Linked DNA regions of Homo sapiens: region 2 is linked to region 1. The links are chromatin contacts, found by Hi-C or POLR2A ChIA-PET in ENCODE. All regions are on one chromosome and are shown on one strand. Each heading gives the region's core, a stretch centred on a gene start or an enhancer-like site at or near the end of the contact. The rest is flanking DNA. Distances are from core to core; before and after follow the strand shown.

The links. Hi-C counts contacts between places; a loop is a spot of excess contacts on that map. ChIA-PET counts read pairs that join two places held with the same protein, here RNA polymerase II (POLR2A). Pooled maps may share reads with other maps.
Region 2: a loop to region 1 is called in a pooled map, with 3 times the contacts of the local background. The contact joins the enhancer-like site here to the promoter of EP300 in region 1. A Hi-C loop is called at or near these places in 1 of 168 maps with a recorded cell type or tissue (dorsolateral prefrontal cortex) and 6 of 50 pooled maps. POLR2A ChIA-PET finds 5 or more read pairs at or near these places in 1 of 52 experiments (WTC11).

The regions. Positions count from the first base shown.
Region 1 is chr22:41,089,558-41,097,088 of GRCh38, forward strand. It overlaps EP300 (EP300 lysine acetyltransferase), which reads left to right and starts at 3,035. Exons shown (of 31, transcript NM_001429.4): 1 at 3,035-3,541. The coding sequence starts at 3,448. It overlaps MIR1281 (microRNA 1281), which reads left to right and starts at 2,956; the gene lies at 2,956-3,009. RefSeq lists silencers at 1,936-2,225, 2,326-3,095, 3,276-3,375 and an enhancer at 3,486-3,725.
Region 2 is chr22:41,518,722-41,526,252 of GRCh38, forward strand. ACO2 (aconitase 2) reads left to right here. Exons shown (of 18, transcript NM_001098.3): 9 at 1,450-1,555; 10 at 4,109-4,266; 11 at 4,484-4,557; 12 at 5,109-5,220; 13 at 6,125-6,247; 14 at 6,472-6,627. POLR3H (RNA polymerase III subunit H) reads right to left here. Exons shown (of 6, transcript NM_001018050.4): 6 at 7,078-7,531. Among named protein-coding and RNA genes, the nearest start is that of POLR3H, 22 kb to the right of the region's middle. RefSeq lists enhancers at 6,364-6,413, 6,424-6,593. Within about 2 kb of position 6,275, at least 30 of the 41 ENCODE cell types and tissues checked have a DNase peak (open chromatin) inside an H3K27ac peak, as active enhancers do; they include dorsolateral prefrontal cortex, where a contact is called at or near this core.

The DNA of each region.
Region 1 (7,531 bases), core at 1,785-4,284:
CCCGGCTAATTTTTTGTATTTTTAGTAGAGACGGGGTTTCACCGTGTTAACCAGGATGGTCTCGATCTCCTGACCTCGTGATCCGCCCGCCTTGGCCTCCCAAAGTGCTGGGATTACAGGCGTGAGCCACCGCACCTGGCCTTTTTTTTTTTTTTTGAGACAGAGTCTCGCTCTGTCGCACAGGCTGGAGTGCAGTGGGCGATCTCTGCTCACTGCAGGCTCTGCCTCCCAGGTTCACGCCATTCTCCTGCCTCAGCCTCCCGAGTAGCTAGGACTACAGGTGCCCGCCACCACGCCCAGCTAATTTTTTTGTGTGTGTTTTTAGTAGAGACGGGGTTTCACCGTGTTGGCCAGGATGGTCTCAATCTCCTGACCTCCTGATCCGCCCTCCTCGGCCTCCCAAAGTGCTGGGATTACAAGCGTGAGCCACCACGCCCGGTTCAATTTGCCTGCTTTTCTACTGCAGTTTGGGTGATCTAGGCCTGATCATTAGAGGACAGATTCCATCCCTGTCAGCAACTTCAATTGCTCCATTAGGATCTTCACTCTTATGTTCTTATTTATTCATCCCAACATTAATTTAAAAAACAAACAGAAACAATATAAAAAAAAAAACAAAGAAAATCCAACAATTTGCAAATACCAGCTACGGAGCATGAGATATGAAATAAAAGAAAAAAAATTTTTTTTTCTTTGGGACAGAGTTTTGCTCTTGTCGCCCAGGCTGGAGTGCAATGGCACAATCTCAGCTCACTGCAACCTCCGCTTCCCGGGTTTAAGAGATTCTCCTACCTCAGCCTCCCAAGTAGCTAGGATTACAGGCGTGCACCACCACACCCGGACAAGTTTTGTATTTTTAGTAGAAACGGGGTTTCACCATGTTGGCCAGGCTTGTCTCGAACTCCTGACCTCAGGTGATCCACTGGCCTCGGCCTCACAAAGTGCTGGGATTACAGGCGTGAGCCACCGTGCCTGGCCGAGAAAAAGCTTTTAACCGTATCAGTAGATACTGGTTTCGGGGTTTCTTTCGGGGTCACTTACACCCCTGCCACCTCCTCCAGTACCAATTTACCCATGGCCAAACACAGGGTGATGTGTAGGAACCTGAAAGCACGTCTCCGACCTCAGCTGCAAAACTGTGGAGTCCCACACACTAGACTTTATATTCCAGCATTTCCTCTCACCATTACATTTTTGCTTTTTTCCATCCTTACATTACCTTTACCACATTTTTGTTTTTCCCATAATTACATTAGATAAGGCAATGGCTAGACGTGGTCTTTTACTAACTTGTTCTATTGGGAGCGGACGAGAAAAAAAAAAAAGACAAACCCTAGAAATGTCTTCAGGTCCCAGCCATGTTTAGGAAAATACTTGAAGGCTTCTGCGGTGAGAGTGCTACCTGGTAAGGGCGTATGGACACACGTGGAGGGCAAGAAATGAATTTGGGTCTGGTGCCGAAACATCTTTCCACTGCTGTGATTTTGTTTTCTGGTCAGAGTAATAATGCTCGTTGTAAAATAAATAAATAAATAATACATAAAAAGGAAAAGGAAAATTCAGAGAAAATGAAAACAACTCGTAATCAACGTGCTTTTTGGATGTGAACTGCTCCCTTTGGGAGGGCAATGGAGAAGTGAGGACGCACTGGGTATCTGGCCCGGAACAGCCGGCAGTGGGTACACCCTGCCTGGTGAATTCGACCGGGGTTTTGGGGGACCCGCCACCCAAGGGCCGAAGAGCAGGGCCGCCCTACGGGCGCTCCCATTTGGCCACCTGAGTGGCGACTTGGCGCCTTCCTCGGAGCAGCTCCGGGGTTCCGTCGTCCCGGTTCCCACTGGTCCCTTACGCAGAGACCAAAGGCAGGAACCTTCCCTCGTAACTATCCACCGACTGAAAATAGATTCTGAGTCCGCCCCCGCCCCTCCCCCCTTAAAATCCTCCCCACTCTTAAAATCCTCCCCTTTAAAGGGAGCCACAGGGTGACGCCGGGGGAGTTTGCGGAAGCGCTAACCGCGTTGGGGCCTAGGGCGGATCCCGTGATTGGGACAGGCCCCGCCCCCGGCTCCACTTCCCCCATTGTGTGAGCGGCTCGGGCCTAGGCCCCGCCCCCCTCCGGAGGCCCGGCCACTCCCCTTTTCCACCCCCCCTTGGCTCATTTCCGGCCGCCGCCGCTACCGCTAGCCTGTAAGGAGGATTCGGCAGAGGGAAGAAACAACAGCCGCCATCTTGTTTGTGTGCTAGGCTGGGGGGGAGAGAGGGCGAGAGAGAGCGGGCGAGAGTGGGCAAGCAGGACGCCGGGCTGAGTGCTAACTGCGGGAGCCAGAGAGTGCGGAGGGGAGTCGGGTCGGAGAGAGGCGGCAGGGGCCGAGACAGTGGCAGGGGGCCCGGGGCGCACGGGCTGAGGCGACCCCCAGCCCCCTCCCGTCCGCACACACCCCCACCGCGGTCCAGCAGCCGGGCCGGCGTCGACGCCTAGGGGGGACCATTACATAACCCCGCGCCCCGCGGCGTCTTCTCCCGCCGCCGCGGGCGGCCCCGAACGGAGCCCCGGGGGGCGGGCGCTCCCAGCACCTGGCCGCCGGCGGTGGGGGCCGTAGCAGCGGCCGTATTTATTTATTTTCCGCGGGAAAGGAAGGCGAAGGAGGGGAGCGCGGCGCGAGGAGGGGCCGCCTGCGCCGCCGCCGGAGCGGGGCCTCCTCGGTGGGCTCCGCGTCGGCGCGGGCGTGCGGGCGGCGCTGCTCGGCCCGGCCCCCTCGGCCCTCTGGTCCGGCCAGCTCCGCTCCCGGCGTCCTTGCCGCGCCTCCGCCGGCCGCCGCGCGATGTGAGGCGGCGGCGCCAGCCTGGCTCTCGGCTCGGGCGAGTTCTCTGCGGCCATTAGGGGCCGGTGCGGCGGCGGCGGCGCGGAGCGCGGCGGCAGGAGGAGGGTTCGGAGGGTGGGGGCGCAGGCCCGGGAGGGGGCACCGGGAGGAGGTGAGTGTCTCTTGTCGCCTCCTCCTCTCCCCCCTTTTCGCCCCCGCCTCCTTGTGGCGATGAGAAGGAGGAGGACAGCGCCGAGGAGGAAGAGGTTGATGGCGGCGGCGGAGCTCCGAGAGACCTCGGCTGGGCAGGGGCCGGCCGTGGCGGGCCGGGGACTGCGCCTCTAGAGCCGCGAGTTCTCGGGAATTCGCCGCAGCGGACGCGCTCGGCGAATTTGTGCTCTTGTGCCCTCCTCCGGGCTTGGGCCCAGGCCCGGCCCCTCGCACTTGCCCTTACCTTTTCTATCGAGTCCGCATCCCTCTCCAGCCACTGCGACCCGGCGAAGAGAAAAAGGAACTTCCCCCACCCCCTCGGGTGCCGTCGGAGCCCCCCAGCCCACCCCTGGGTGCGGCGCGGGGACCCCGGGCCGAAGAAGAGATTTCCTGAGGATTCTGGTTTTCCTCGCTTGTATCTCCGAAAGAATTAAAAATGGCCGAGAATGTGGTGGAACCGGGGCCGCCTTCAGCCAAGCGGCCTAAACTCTCATCTCCGGCCCTCTCGGCGTCCGCCAGCGATGGCACAGGTTAGTTTCGGCAGCCCCGGCCTTCCACGTTCCCTTTAATCTTTTCTACTCGGTGCGCCTTTATTCTTCCATTTTTTTTTTCTTCCTCTCTCTCTAGTTCCCTGCCCCTTAATTAATTTTAAAGGTATTTGAATGAGCTGGTCGAAGACGTCCAGTAGCCCAACCATTTTCTTTGCCTCCTAATACATTGATTGCAACACTATGTCATATCGGTGTGTGTTCTGGAATTAGAGCTCGTAAGTGGGTGCTATATAGAAATGGCCTGTATTGTTGCTCTCATGCAATTTAATTTGGGAAATGCCAATGCATTTGTGTGTAAGAGCTCCTATGCAATTTAAGTTTCATTTTTTTTGTTCTTGGCAAATGAATTTCGAATCCTTTCTCTTTACTGTACTTACTGTGTTTCCTCTACTTTCCACTCTTCGAAATTTTCTCTCCTTTGCAGAATATTTTCTGTTGAGGAATAGGGTGTAAAAAAATCTTGATTTTGTGTGTGCGAGGTCCAAGATTTCAGGTTAGAGGTGAAGTTTAACAATTCTTTTATCTTACCTACCATTCTTAGCTTTTTTTTCCTTTTTCTTCTTATTTGCTTTAAGAATCAATATGGAGCGCAGTTCATTTCACATCTCCCAGTTCTTTGGTGTGAGACCAAAATGTCTGAAACTCTGGGTTTTTAGGTTGGGAGAACAGGGGCATGTTCTTTGCAGTTTGCAGTCACTTTCTCATTTTAGGGGAAATAAGATAAACAATTTTGTGGAGTTACGTACCTGGAAATCAAGGTTAGAAGTTGAAAGAGTTCCAATCATGAACTACAAACGTGAACTGATTGTACAAAAGTTTAAAATGTGCATTAGGTTTGGTGTTTGTGTGTGTCTTTGTCTTTTTACACTTTTAAACATACTTGGAGATCAAGATTTTCGTTTAAAAGCTTTACGACCAGTTCATTCAGTTGTGGACTAGCTCCTTTGTCAGGAGAAGTTCAGGGAGACTTCTTCCATCATCCCTTCATTCTTTTCTTACAGTTAGTTTAATGGTGTTATCCTGATGGGTAAGGACCTTTTCTTTGCTGGGATAATGAAGATGAAGAATGGCTGGCCATCTGACAGTCCACAAGATGTTCCCCTTTACTACGGAGCATCTCTTTAACTCCCTGAGAGCAGGCTCAGCGTCATCCCTCCATCTGCCAGTGAGAGTGCATAATGGAGTTAAATGTACCCTTTGAGTTTGTAGAGAACTTCGAGAGCATGTTTCTAAATAGGCTTCATTTCAGAGGGTGAAAATGGGAAGACAGAGCTAATGCTTTGAATTCGTTGCTTTTATAAGAAAGATGTGAAATGAATTTAAGTTAACCTGCAAAAATTGAGAAGTAGGAATCTTGCGAGTTCCTCTACCTAAGGCTTGTAACATTGATTATGCATGAACTTTGATCTGTACCTATTCTATGAAGGTACTGTAGTCTCCAGGGATTTTTTTAGCTGGTTTTTTCCTTCAGAATTCATACACATACACAAACGTCGTTGTATTCCTTTGCACCTACTAAAGTGCCATTCAGAAACATTTTTTAGATCATCTTTAGAGACTTAATCACCTGTAGATTTTTGTGGTGTTTCTTTCGTATTTGTGTAATGTGGTAGTTTTTGCTTTTTAGTTTTGGTGTAACGTGGTAGTCGATTTTACATTGGAGTTAGCCAGTGACTTGGAACGTAGGGGAAACTTTTTTGTGTACTTTGAGTAGTCCTGATTTGAGCAGTTTCGTCTTGGAGCTGTATTGTTTAAATACTTCTGTTCAGGTGTGCTACTACTTTCTCCATGTCGGTCTGTTTTGCTACTTGAAATATCTTTGAATAATTACAAGAGTTTTAAATGTGTTAAGTGGGCTTTTATAGTTTAAAAAAAAACTCAACATTGAGATTAATTCATTCACTCATAATGCTAAGAGTTTATCTTAGTTACTTTTCTAAATTTTGTAATGAGGGTTAACTTTACCCCCCTCCCCAAATCAAGATTCTACTCCAGGAATTCTTTGGTGTACGGTTTTTAATTGTAACCAGTCTGGGTTTGGGGGAGGGGAGAAGTGAGTATAAAGAAAATACTGTCCCTCTGTTAACTTACTTCAAGTTGGGTACCATTGTAATTTTTTTTTTTTTTTTTTTTTTTTTGAGATGGAGTCTCATTCTGTCACCCAGGCTGGAGTGCAGTGGTGCGATCTCACTACAACCTCTGCCTCCTGGGTTAAAGCAGTTCTGTCTCAGCCTCCCTAGTAGCTAGGACTACAGGCGCAGACCACCACGCCTGGCTGATTTTTGTATTTTTAGTTGAGACAGGATTTCACCATATTGGTCAGGCTGGTCTCGATCTCCTGCCCTCAAGTGATCCACCCACCTTGGCCTCCCGAAGTGCTGGGGTTACAGGTATGAGCCGCCCGGCCAGAGGTACCATTATATCTTGAATTTTTTTTTTTTGACATTCTGCAGTTTGTAATATGTTTGCAGGTAACTTTTATTGGAGGCACATCACCTCTTAAAACTTTTAAGTTTCAAACTTGTAACTTTTGATTTTTGAGTTGTCACTTGGGTATTTTATAAATGTGAAAGAAAATTATTTCTTGATATTATGGTTTTTGTCTAGAACTGGTTGAAATAAGCCCGAAATTCTAGCACCTAAAACTTTTTTAAAAAAAGTGATTTAGGCTTGCAAATTTCGTGATGTAAATATATCCACCAAGAGCGTTCTAATGTCAGCTTTAAAGGAAAGAAAACTGGAATCCAATGGGATGACATGCTAAAGTGTTACAAATCAAATTATTACTTAAATCTCAACCTCTGAATTGCTGTTTAATACTCAGATATTCTCCTAAAAAATTTCCAGGTTGATTCAAATAACTTAGGTTAAACTCAACTTTTACGTGTTGGGATGGGGAAGAGAAGACTTATTTGTAGCCTTCACACCTTTATGTTCCTGTTTCAGTATTTGCATTTGATCCATTGAAATTTTTATTTCATTTGGTATGGTTAGGGTAAAACAAATCATTTGAGAAATGACATTTTGTTCTCCCTCTCCCTCCAAAAAAAAAAGATTATGAAAGCCACTTGTAAACTTTTTTTGTAAAAATGACCAAAAGACTGGAAAAGTTAATGTTAGGCAAATCCTGGAAATATCTTTTGGAGCTGTTTCTGATCATCTTGAGTGATGGAAATGATGAGGGTCATCTGTTGTCTTCATTACTCAGTGAACACGTTTTGTCACTGCTTGGTAAACGCTTAATGCCGTATGCACTTAAAAAGCACCTGGAAAGATAGGATTTTAGGATCTGGCATATAATTAAGTAGGGTAAAGATCCTTCTGGTCTTGGTACAGTTTTGTGGCCCTGGGTTTTGTGCTTTTTTGTTTTTTGAGTTTTTCCCCCATTTCAAAGACACAGGGCAGATAGTGTGTAAAGTATACCTGCTTTTTGACCAGTAGATTAATGTACACAGTGGAGAAGTGGTAAGGCTTTTTAAAATGTCAGCTCTACTTTTTTTTTTTTTTTTTTTTTTTGAGACAGAGGTTTGCTCTCGTTGCCCAGGCTGGAGTGCAGTAGCTCGATCTTGGCTCACTGCAATCTCAACCTCCCAGGTTCAAGCGATTCTCTGCTTCACCCTCCTCAGTAGCTGGGATTGCAGGTGTCCACAACCATGCCCAGCTAAGTTTTGTATTTTTTAGTGGAGACAGTATTTCACCATTTTGGCCAGGCTGGTCTCGAACTCCTGACCTCAGGTGATCCACCCGCCTCAGCCTCCCAAAGTGCTGGGAATACAGGCGTGAGCCACCATGCCCGGCTGTCAGCTCTATTTTCTTAAAATGCCATTGTGTTAGTGGTTCGTCATCCTAACCAAAACATTTTGATCAAGACCATTTATTTTCCAGCTCTGTAACTTGTGATATGCTATGTTTTATTTTATTTTGGCTTGAATGTTTACATAAGAGTTTGCTTCTGGAGTCTTGCAGATA
Region 2 (7,531 bases), core at 5,025-7,524, 430 kb after region 1:
TCAGCAGTTCAAGACCAGCCTGTCCAACATAGTGAAACCCCGTCTCTACTAAAAAAAAAAAAAAAAATACAAAAATTAGCTCGGCATAGTGCCATGTGCCTATAATCCCAGCTATTCAGGAGGCTGAGGCAAGATAATCGCTTGAACCCGGGACGCAGAGGTTGCAGTCAGCCGAGATCGCACCACTGCACTCCAGCCTGGGCGACAGAGCGACACTGTCTCAAAAACAAAACAAGAAAAACCTCAGGGTGACTCGTGGGCCCCTGGGTCCCCAGTGTTCCTGCAAACTGCTTCCTGAAGCAGCCTGGAGCAGTGGGTGGGGAGGGGGGAGACACAGCCACGGGGAGAGCAGAGGTAGCTCTGGCTGCTGAACCAGAAGTGGATGTCAGTTTGCCACCAGCTCAGCTTTAGGAGAAGCCAAGGTTTCACCCTGAAGGGTTTTTGTTATCTGAGTTCAGAGGGCAAATCCCAGCAGGGTTAGGCACCCTGAGACGCACAGATCAGAGCAGGTGTTTGCAGAGCCAGAGGAAGGGCAGGCTAGAGGATCCCGTCTGCAGGAGTTCACACCTCGGCTCTGCCACTTAAGTTGTGTGGCCTTGGTCACGCACTTAGCCTCTGTAGGCCCCTTGCTCCATCACGTGTGGAACCTACAGCAGTCGTGAGGATTGAATGAATTCATGTAACTAACACTGACGGAGGTTTACTGCATGCTGCGCACATAGCTGAGTGCCTCGCATTTACTGATGATTATGATATGTAAAGCGTCTGGCCTTAAGTCCATTTTTGTCATGATTCCAAAAGCGGCCGGGCATGGTGGCTGACACCTGTAATCCCAGCACTTTGGGAGGCCGAGGCGGGCAGATCATGAGGTCAGGAGATTGAGACCATCCTGGCTAATGTGATGAAACCCCGTCTCTACTAAAAAAATACAAAAAAATTAGCCAGACGTGGTGGCGGGCGCCTGTAGTCCCAGCTACTCGGGAGGCTGAGGCAGAAGAATGGTGTGAACCCGAGAGGCGGAGGCTGCCGTGAGCCAAGATCGTGCCACTGCACTCCAGCCTGGGCAGCAGAGCGAGACTCCATCTCAAAAAAAAAAAAAAGATTCCAAAAGCAACATCGAATGGGAGATAATGAACTTAGGAAGCTGACAGCCTTGATCCATTCCATGCCTCTGCTGTCTCCTAGCTATGTGACTTCAAGCACAGCATGTCACTTCTGAGCTTCAGTTCCTTCATCTGCAGAGCTGAGCCCAGCCTTGCAGGGCTGGAGGGAGCCCGGGAGCGGGTGTGTGCAGAGCCAACTGCTCAGTTCTTCCCTGTGATGAGGTTTCAGTCAAGAGAAAGTCGTTGGCCTCTCTGTGGGGACGTGGTGAGGCAGTGAAAGAGGCTGTCCCCGCTTCAAGGTTTCTTCCCTCCTCTCTTTCTTCTCCTTGCATGTTTGTTTCTTCAGCTGAAGCCACACATCAATGGGCCCTTCACCCCTGACCTGGCTCACCCTGTGGCAGAAGTGGGCAAGGTGGCAGAGAAGGAAGGATGGCCTCTGGACATCCGAGTGGGTGAGCACCTTCCACCCCATCTGTTTAGCAGGTCTCAGGGCCAGTGGCTCTGCCCAGGGCTGTAGACAATCACCTATGCCTACTGTGTGGCACTTTCTAAGGTGGGCAGTTTCTGAAATGGGTTTATTATTGAAAAATTACTTTTTCGGCCAGAAGTGGTGGCTCATGCTTGAAATCCCAGCATTTCAGGAGGCCAATGCAGGTGGATTACTTGAGTCTAGGGGTTCAAGACCAGCCTGGGCAACATGGAAAAACCCCGTCTCTTAAAAGAAAATGCAAAAATTGGCCAGGGGCAGTGGCTCACACCTGTAATCCCAGCACTTTGGGAGGCCGAGATGGGTGGATCATGAGGTCAGGAGATCGAGACCATCCTGGCTAACACGGTGAAACCCCATCTCTACTAAAAATACAAAAAATTAGCCAGGGGTGGTGGCAGGCACCTGTAGCCCCAGCTACTTGGGAGGCTGAGGCAGGAGAATCGCTTGAACCCAGGAGGCGGAGGTTGCAATGAACCGAGATTGTGTCACTGCACTCCAGCCTGGGTGACAGAGCGAGGCTCCGTCTCAGAAAAAAAAAAAAAAATTGGCCAGGTGTGGAGGCGCATGCCTATAGTCCTAGCTACTCAGGAGGCTAAGGTGGGAGGATCACTTGAGTCCTGGAGGTCAAGGCTACAGTGAGCCGAGATGGTACCACTGCATTCCAGCCTGGGCAACAAAGGCAGACTCAAAACTGCAGACTCAAGCAACAGAGCCTGCCTCCAAAAAAAAAAAAAAAAAAAAAAAAGAAAGAAAAGAAAAATTACTTTTTCTTGGCAGAAAAGAAAAATATGTTTATTGTAGAGAATATTCACAATCAAGAAGAATTTTTAAAACTCCTAATCTCAACCCCCAGCCAGGAGCAAGCTCTTAGAGCTCTTGGAGAGGTGTGCTGTGTTTCTGTGTATTGTGTGCATAGATTTTCCCGTTTTACATTTTATATCACCCATGCTGCTTTATGTGACTTTTCATGCTTTACACATGCAGACGCCCTGGCATGCCAGTCACTGGCATCTGCTGCTGCTGGGTACAGTGTGGCTGTGAAGAGCATGGAGCCTGGAGCCAGATGGCCTGGGCTTGAATCCTGGCTCTGCCACCTAACAGCCACTAACAGCTGAGTGACCCTGAGCAAACTACTTCACTGTCTATGTGTGGGTTCCCCATCTGTAAAACAGGAGTCATGATCGTACTGACACCTTTGAAGGTGGTGTTGGGCCTACTGCTGCTATCACCAATGAGAAAAATAAATAAAAAATAAAGTTGTCTGGAGAAGTGACAATATGTGAAAAGAGATTTCTATACCGTCTGGCCGAAAATAAGGGCAATATAATGTGTTCGCCCTTATTCATTGAAGTAATTTTAAGAAAAAAAATATTTGGTGGTTTAATAATTAGAAAGTAAATTACTAAATTAATAAAAGAAACTATCTTGGCTGGTTATATGGGCTTTTGCCAGTAATCCCAACCCTTTTTTTTTTTTTTGAGACAGAGTCTTGCTCTGTCACCCAGGCTGGAGTGCAGTGGCACAATCTCGGCTCACTGCAGCCTCCGCCTCCCAGGTTCAAGCAGTTCTGCCTCAGCCTCCCGAGTAGCTGGGACTACAGGCGCCCGCCACCATGCCTGGCTAATTTTTGTATTTTTAGTAGAGATGGGGGTTTCACTGTGTTAGCCAGGCTAGTCTGGAACTCCTGACCTCAAGTGATCTGCCTGCCTCGGCCTCTCAAAGTTGTGGGATTACAGGTGTGAGCCACCGCGCCTGGCCAGTCCCAACACTTTGAGAGGCTGAGGCAGGAGGATCATTTGATCCCAGGAGTTCAAGAGCAGCCTGGGCAACATGGTGAGACTTTGTCTCTACAAAAACAATTTATTGAATTAGCCAGGTGTGGTGGTACTCACCTGTGGGTCCCAGCTACTCAGGAAGTTGAGGCAGGAGGAGTTGCTTGAGCCCCAGGAGTTAGAGACTGCAGTGAGCAAGCCTCGACTGTGCCCTTGCACTCCAGCCTGGGCGACAGAGCAAGACCCCATCTCAACAACAACAAAAAGAGACTGTCTAGACAGAAAGTGCGATGTTATTCAGGTTTTATAGACTTTTTAAAAAGAACTCTTATTGCCCTGATTATAAAACAATCTTTAAAACCCAGAAAATACTAGAAAGTATAAAAGAAGAAAATTAGCATCTCCTGTCAGCCCCAGCCCATCAAGGATGGCTGTTCGTATGAGCCCTCTGACGTGCCTACACGTGTACATGATATTGCTGTAAAAGGGGTCATAGTCCTAATGTGTTCAGCATCATGGCCAATGGCTACAGCATCTTTCTTCAAATGACGCCACGTCATGAGTTAGCCTGTCCTTTATTGTTGGATATTTCGGTTGCTTGCAACTGGTCTCTGTTAAAAAAGTCTCTGGCCCAGCCCAGATGGTGAACTCTTTTGGCCAAGTCTGGATAATTTGAAGTCAGGTGGAGACCTCTGCTCACTGTCTCCTCCTGACCCTTAACCCCACCACCCACAATGCACCAGGTCTAATTGGTAGCTGCACCAATTCAAGCTATGAAGATATGGGGCGCTCAGCAGCTGTGGCCAAGCAGGCACTGGCCCATGGCCTCAAGTGCAAGTCCCAGTTCACCATCACTCCAGGTTCCGAGCAGATCCGCGCCACCATTGAGCGGGACGGCTATGTGAGTGCCCATATCCCCCTGCCCATCTCCCCCACCCCATGCTGAGTAATGCCTCCAGGCGGCACAAGCCCAGAGGCCTGTTGGGCCGGGGCTGGGGCAGGTCCCAGTGGCTGCCCTGGGGTTCCAGTACAGCACTTCGTCCTGCAGCCACCACATCACCCCTTCCCATCAGACTCTCACCCACCCTTGACATTCTGTCTTCCTCTCTCCCTGGCAGGCACAGATCTTGAGGGATCTGGGTGGCATTGTCCTGGCCAATGCTTGTGGCCCCTGCATTGGCCAGTGGGACAGGTAAGAGGCGTATCTTTTGACAAGACAGCCCCTTGTGCACAGGGTACAGAGCCCCAGAAGTTGGAGGGGGAATTATTGGGGTGGAGAGAAGAGACTCCAGCCAAGGTCTCTAGCTCCAGGGACTCTTGCCCATTAGAAGCCTCTGGCAGACATGCCTGGGAAGAGGGGCTGGGTGAGGAAGGGCCCTGCAGAGGCACTGGGGGGCAACTTGGCTGAAGCCTGGGCTGGCAGGAGGAAGCCAGCGCGGCCTCACCCTGACGGACACAGCAGGAGCCGTTTGGGAGGAGGCAGTGCCCCAGGTCAGGAAACTCAGGCCTTGACCAAGGCCTTGCCTCTGGCTTACGTGTGGTTGCAGGCTGGGCCCAGTGATCCTGAGGTTCCCTTCTGCTCTGCGCGTGGCCCCAGGAGGAGGCAACCCTGGCAGGGCCTCTTCATTTTCCCTCGGTAGGAGCTAGGCTGGGCTGCGCCACAGGAACCCAGCTTATCTGTCCTCGGGACAGGCCAGGTGACAAGGCCAGATATCCCTAACCCTGATCCCTCTGACCTGGCAGGAAGGACATCAAGAAGGGGGAGAAGAACACAATCGTCACCTCCTACAACAGGAACTTCACGGGCCGCAACGACGCAAACCCCGAGACCCATGCCTTTGTCACGTCCCCAGAGGTGAGACTGCCCAGCTGCGCACAAGCCTGGGATGGCCTCTGGGGGTCCCTGGCGGGTCAGAGGAGGAGGCAGAAGGAGATGGGGACTGGGGTCATCCAAGTGGTAGCCAGGAGCTACAGGCCTTCCCAGCCTCAGGCGCATGCTTGGTGCTTCCTGCCTGGGGCTCCCTGGGTCATGGGATTATGAGATATTTATACAGTGGTTTGTGCTTATGAGCATGGAATTTGGAATCTCACTCACTGCCTAGGACACATCCCAGCCCTGCCTCTAACTCGCTGTATGAGTGTGGCCAAGTCACTTACCTTCTCTGTGTCCCCGTAATCCTCGGGATTACCTGGGAAAGTGCGTGGGACACATGCAGTTTCCAACCCCAGGTAGGAGTTCCACAAAAGCGAGGCCTTTGCCATTGTTCCCGTGGCCAGAGTGAGCCTTGCCCTTGGCGGTATTCAGCCCTGGCCGTGACTGGCACATGGCCAGGCTCTCTTGACTTGGTTGTTTATCTGCGTGTTCTACAAATATGTCTTGCTAAATGGGTGAAGGAATGGCTCCTTCCATGTTTTTAGTGTCCTGCGCACTGAGCAGGTTTGCATCATACCAGCATTTCTGCGCCAGGGCCCCCACTCCCTCCAGGATAGCTGTGAGGAGAGAGAACAGCACTGCCGGCCCGGCCCTGCAGGGATGGGAGAGGCCGCACTGCCCTTGGCTTCCTGAGTCCTCTGCAGGCCCAAGGCCCCGTGGTCCCAAAGATCGTCCTGCAGCTCTGGCCTCTGAGGAACACAGGGGTCTGGGAAGAACATGGAAATTTCCTGGGTTCCTTTCTCAGTTTTGGCCTAGGCTTTTGGTAGGTGCAGGAGACAGGAGTGGCAATTGGTGCTGACCAACAAACTGGCCACCTCCATTTCAGATTGTCACAGCCCTGGCCATTGCGGGAACCCTCAAGTTCAACCCAGAGACCGACTACCTGACGGGCACGGATGGCAAGAAGTTCAGGCTGGAGGCTCCGGATGCAGATGAGCTTCCCAAAGGGGTGAGCGCCCACGCCCCCTGCTTGCTGGTTGCTGTGTGGCCACGTCACTTCCTTCTCAACCTCACAGCACCTCCTGTGCAGGCAGGGAGGGCGCTGCTAGTGAGAAGGAAGCAGCTCTGTTCCCTGGGAGGGGAGGTGGGGCCCGAGGAAACTTGCCTTCTGAGAGTCTGTCCTTGTGGGAACTGAGGACTCAGCACCCCACGCATCCCCATTCCCTGCTGCAGGAGTTTGACCCAGGGCAGGACACCTACCAGCACCCACCCAAGGACAGCAGCGGGCAGCATGTGGACGTGAGCCCCACCAGCCAGCGCCTGCAGCTCCTGGAGCCTTTTGACAAGTGGGATGGCAAGGACCTGGAGGACCTGCAGATCCTCATCAAGGTCAGCAGCATGGGGACGGCAGGACAGCCCCACCCTGCCAGGGCCCCCCGTCCCCTGAGCATCGGGAAGGGCCATGAACCTGGAGGAAGTGAGCACAGTCAAGACGCAGGTGGGAGATGGAAGGGAGGTTTGGCTGCAGAGCAGAGAGGGTATCGCAACGCAGTCCAGCGTCCCCCTTCTCTGTGGCCCCGAACTGGGCAGAGCTAGATCTGGCCAGCCTCCGTCTGGGGCCCTCAGCCATCCAGCAGCAGCTGATCAGAGCCACCTCCAGTGGGTGTGGGCAGGTGAGTACAGCTCAGGCTGGGCTGGGACAGTGTGTGTGATTGCACAGCAGGCTCCACACCTGGCACGTCCACACAGGCTCTGGAAGCCATGGACAACTCCTGCCCCCACAGTTGGGCACCCGTGGATATGGGATGGCTTGTGTTTGGCACCGACCAAAAACAAGCCTTTTTGGTGTGGCCAGAGGCCTCCAATCTGTGTCAGATATTTATTTATGCTGCTTATTAAGGGGTCTCCAGGCACCCCTGTGACAGAAGAGACTAATCAGTCATCAGCCAGGACCCAGGCATGTCCTGGGCTCCTGTGTCCAGCATGAGGTCTGTGGCTGATCTTGCAGCTGAGGCCTGAAGGGTGAGCGAACATTGACCTGTCCCAACTTTGGGCGGCCTCTGCCCCATAAGGGAGACTGAGCAGCCAGAGGCCTTTGAGGGGATGAAGGCCTGGCCTGAGCCCATGTGGCCTTAGGGTGGAAGCACCAGGACCACAGAACACGTGTCTGAAGACTTGCCTGCCTCTCACCCCTCTGTCACCCCTCCTGGGCCCCGGGGCCTGCTGCCTGCCTCTGGAGGGCTTGTCATCCACCCCTCCAGGGCCATGCCCTGACCTCTGTCCTCTCTACTTA